2 separate regions of the Homo sapiens genome follow, and region 1 is linked to region 2. Evidence: read pairs that join two places in POLR2A ChIA-PET (ENCODE). Cell type or tissue: MCF 10A. All regions are shown on one strand.

Evidence for each region. ChIA-PET counts read pairs that join two places held together with the same protein. Peaks named below come from ENCODE experiments on the same cell type or tissue, not always from the same donor. Only the 100,000 strongest peaks of a DNase experiment are listed, where the experiment ranks them.
Region 1: POLR2A ChIA-PET joins it to region 2 with 5 read pairs; 3 of 35 experiments call an interaction of 5 or more read pairs at or near these places.

What each region holds. Positions count from the first base shown.
Region 1 is chr5:158,639,687-158,642,186 of GRCh38, reverse strand. No RefSeq gene overlaps it. Among named protein-coding and RNA genes, the nearest start is that of LINC02227, 230 kb to the right of the region's middle. RefSeq lists an enhancer at 1,584-2,107. In MCF 10A, no CTCF peak of the experiment used is centred here; a DNase peak (open chromatin) is centred at 1,406.
Region 2 is chr5:158,383,826-158,386,325 of GRCh38, reverse strand. The region is part of intron 1 of LINC02227 (long intergenic non-protein coding RNA 2227); the gene reads left to right. Among named protein-coding and RNA genes, the nearest start is that of LINC02227, 25 kb to the left of the region's middle. In MCF 10A, no CTCF peak of the experiment used is centred here; a DNase peak (open chromatin) is centred at 1,115.

The sequences.
Region 1 (2,500 bases), 260 kb before region 2:
CTGAATCATATTTCTATGGACATCATCATTCATTAGGGCTTCTAATATGTGCTCTACTTTATAGTAGGTAGGCATTATCTCTTGTGGGCAAAGATTTTTACATCCAATTATACCAAAGAAAATAGTCAAATATAAAATTACAATATAAGGATAACCTTTTCTGTTGATGGACATATCTAAAGTCACTAAGCATTGTAGGCTTCTGGAAGAAAAGGTCATCATTGCTCTGCACATATCAGGTGAATCTCTGATCTGATATGTTCATGGATTCATTGAATTCAGTTATTCATTCAAATTCTTATTTAAAATGCCAGTTAGGCTAGGCACAGGAGAATCTTAAAGTTGCAAGGAGACTTAGAGTTTCTTTACTGTAACCATTTTCCAGATGCTAGAATCCTCTCAAAACTTTTCCAGCCCAGATGGCCAACAACTACTTAAACACTTCTAGTAAAGAAGACTTGCTAACTCCAATGGTAGCCAATCTTTGAATCACTGCTGATAACCTTTCTTATATAGAGATCTCTCTCCTTGAAGTTTCTTCTATAGAACCTATTTTGCCCTCCTTCGGTAATGGAGCATGTTTAATTTCCCTTCCCCAGGGCAGCCTCGTTAGATAAGGGAGGTGGGTATGACACAGTGGGGCAGAGCACGGACACAGAAGCTGGATGCCCCAGCTTCAAATCCCATTTCCCAAATATATCAGTTAGTTAACCTTCCTATGACCCAGTTTCTCATCTCTAAAATGGGGACAATATACCTTAAATAATTGTTGTGAGGATTAACAAATTTATCGCGTGCAATGAAATTAGAACAAGGTTGGGCATATAACGACCAGTAATTAATATTAATTGTTGTTGTTACTTTTATTACTATTCTTTGCAAAAAGGTATCTTCTCTTGTCAATGTCCAACTAAGCATCCTTGTGTCAGCCAAGCATGACATCACCCAGCACTGACTGTTCTCATCTCCTTGATCTTTTCCAGACACACCTCCAGTGTATTAGATCCTTGTTATCATGGTGTTCAGAACAGAGCCTAACACTAGGGGCTGTTTGTCCCTCACAGGATAGAAATGGATTATCATCCCTTTTGTTTTGAATTCAGTTTGGTAGTAAGAGGAGTAATAATAAAAATATATTAAGTGCCTATTCTATGTAGATATTATGCTAGACTCTTTAAATACATCATTTCCCATTCTTAAAACAGTTGAGTGAGACAGGTAAGGTGCTTGCACAGGAGATCACTAAGGGATAGAGAATCCAGGATTCAAACAGATCTGCAGGCATCAGAGGGGACCTGCTTGTCATCCTCCATGCTGTTGCACTATACCCAGTGAATGTCCAAGAAATGACAGGGCCCCTGATCTAGCAGTCAGGGCAAAGCTGTAAAAATGAGTCACAAGGCTTGCAGCACTGCGTGGGAAGAGTGGTCAGATTACAGCCTTATTTATTCACCATTGCAATAGCCGTTCTCTCTCTGATCTTTTGCCCTGTTTCTTGAGTTAGGCAAAGAAAATCCTCTTGGGCAGAATATAATAAAGCCCTGAAACCATTTGGAGGACCAAGCCTGTTGCATTGCAAACACCAAGATGAGATAGTTGGTATCAAAAGAATGTAGTACATTGGGTGCTACTTCCTCCTACCATCCAGTTATTAATGGGTCATGCAATAACGATTTTTCCCATTACCAGATAGTTTGTAACAGTAACAGTAACTGCTGATCAGCACTGAATGTCATCTGCAAGGACTGTTGGGTGGATGAGCAGCAGCTGACATGCATTGGGCACTTGGTTCATGCCAGGCTGCCTGCCAAATGCTACACACTCATTTTCTCCTATGTCATGATAGCCCAGCAAGTGAGCCATCAGGGTTATTGTCTTTCCTGAATGAGGAAGCTGCGATTAGGCCAGGCATGTGGCTTGTCTCATACATACATATATACGGGAGGCTAGGGTTTGAATTCCAAGCTGTTTGAACCCCTTTGTTGCCACAATTCTATCTAGGAGCTGTTTCTACATATGTCTCATTTTCCTCTGACTAATGTCCAGGAGTGCCTTTCCTTCATACATGCATACATACCACTGCCACCACCACAATGAGGCCAGCTGGAAGCTGGTGGGGCTCTGTGGGGACTATGGAGGATGGCGGGTGTTCCTGTGGGGAGCACACAGCCACCACCCTGTCAGCCACAGAAAATTCTTAAGGAAAGGCTCAGCTCTCCCAAAACGGAAGGAGGTAAATACTAGTAAACACAACTCCATATCCACAGGAGGTGTGTGTTTTTACAAAGCATGGTCATGCATGTTAAATTATTACATTCCCACAGCTAGGGCCTCAGCTAGATCTGACTTTGGAACCCCCATTTTTATTTTCTTCCCTTCCTTGGTATCTTACTTTTCAAACTTTTCATTTAAAATAGAAATTTATGGAAATAAAGCTTGAACATTGTAGGAAAAAAGGGGGAATATAGATAAGCAAAGAGAAAAAATGCAAAGCTGTCCA
Region 2 (2,500 bases):
TAAGTTCAAGTCCTGCCCAAAGAACATAAAAAGACCTTCTCTCTTTAAGAAAAAAACAATCATGGATACATGCAAATATTTAGCTTCAAGAATGTTGACTTTGCTGCTGTATATAAAAGCAAAAGCAAATATGCAAACAAAAATGGGACACGACATAAATGTCCAACATTAGGGGATTGATTACATAGGTGCAGTTGTACAATAGAATACTACATGCCCGTTCTTGTGTTGTTTTAAAGAATGTTTAAAGGCATGGAATGATTGTCATGATATACTACTAAGTAAAAGAGAAAAGTAAGTACCATTATAAAAAATCATCTATCGATAAAACATAAATAAAAACAGATGAGAGAAGGATACACACTGTTGGTTAGGATCTAATTTTTTATCATGTCATAGGGTGATATGGTTTGGTTCTGTGTCCCCACCCAAATCTCACCTTGAATTGTAGTAATCCCAACGTTGTCAAGCACAGGACCAGGTAGAGATAACTGAATCATGGGGGCAGTTTCCCCTATGCTGTTCACATGATAGTAAGTGAGTTCTCACGAGATCTGATAGTTTTATAAGGGACTTCCCTCACTTCACTCTGCACTTCTCTCTCCTGCTGCCATGTGAAGAAGGACATGTTTGCTTCCCCTTCTCCCATGATTGTAAGTTTCCTGAGGCTTCCCCAGCCATGGGTAACTGTGAGTCAATTAAATCACTTTCCTTTATAAATTACCCAGTCTCAGGCAGTTCTTTATAGCCGTGTGAGAACAGACTAATATATAAGGAGTTTATTATAAGGCCACGCAGAAGAAAGGAAAAACAGGGAAGTTCTTGGAACCAACATGGAGATCTCACAGAGAACACAACATCCTACACACAATTCAAAATTGCAATATTGTTACAGTCACATAATGCAACTTCTCTCAGCTTCTGCTTTCCTCTCAGCTTTTTTTTTTAATTTCCCAGTATGTGTCTCAAATTCCACATATGAGTAAGAGGGTCTGATTCACTCACTTAGTCATCACCTCATACAGAGCCCCTGCACTGGACAAACCTCTCAGGCCAGGCTACTTCATGGCCAGTGGGCTACTCAGCCCATACACTGGTGCTTTTGGCCTTGATCCAATCAGTTGTGTGCAGGGTGGCATGATTGCATGACAGAACATGGAATTGTAGAGGTCAGGAAGTGCTGAGGCTGCTTCTCTGAAATGGGGCTGAAAGCAGGGCAGGCACTCCAAGACTCATACACATTCTTTTCCAGTACATTCATCAAAATAATATTTGTGGTTATGACAGAAGGATGGGGGAAAAATAAATTCATTACAGTTGGATTTGGCTCCATGAGATGGAAAACCCCAAATTACAATGGTTTCAACACAGGAGGGTTTATTCTCTCAAGTAGAAGAAGTCTGGGATGGCAAGTCACAAAGTCATTAGAAATTCAAGTGCATTCTAACTTCCTGCTCTTCATCATAGCACATAGTATGGAAGTCATTATTTATGTTCACTAATACTCTTTTTCTTCCCTCGTTTTGGGAACATGATAGGACTTCACTTCCTTCCCCTTTGAATGTTGGTGTGTCATGTGACTTGCTTTGGAAAAGTGAACTATAAAGGGAAGTAACATGAATCACTTCTAAGCAGAAGCTTTAAGAGTCAGTGCACAATCCATTATACATCCTTCCACCTACTATTGTGATTTTGAAAGCACATGTTGAGAGAAAGCTGCCATCAGCCTGGGTGATGGAGTGACTCTAGTTAGCACAGGTTCTTTGTTGAAGTCTATTGGATATTTAGGTGAGGTAGAAATAGAATATCATTGAGGTTAGGGGACTGTTTGTTATTATAGCATAACCTGGTCCATTCTGACTAAATACATATAGGCATCATCAAAATCACTTCCTGGTCCACTATGGCTGCTAGAGATTTAGCCATCACCTTCATGTCCCATCAAGAAGGAAAACTAGAGAAGGGCAAAAGGGCCAAACTTCCTAGTGAAGTCATCTCCCTTACGGAGTCTTCCTGGAAGTCCCACACAATGTTTTAACTTAAATTGCTCAGAATTTAGTTACACAGCCAATGTATTGATAACTGGCTGCAAAGGGTTCTGGGTAATGTAGTCTTTTAGCAGCACATTGTTGCACTGAATGTAATTAAGGCTGAGTTTCTAAGAAGGAGAAAAAAGATATTAGATAATCAACCAACACCATCTGCCGTAAAATATGACCCTCACTTTCTTCTTTTATTTATATTTTCTTAATTTCTTAAATAAAAACTTTTATAATTTCATATAAGAAAAAAGTTATTGGGACCTTCTTATTTATTCATCGGGACAGCTCAAAGTCTCTCTTAATCACCCCCATAGAAGCCCAGTCTTTCCCCTCTAAGTTCTCCCTAAATCTCATATGCCCCACCCTTCATTTTCTGATCACATTTGCCATCATGTCATAGTTTCATACCTACCCTACAACAGATCCCCTGAGGGCAGGGCTCAGCTCTTATTTCCTTC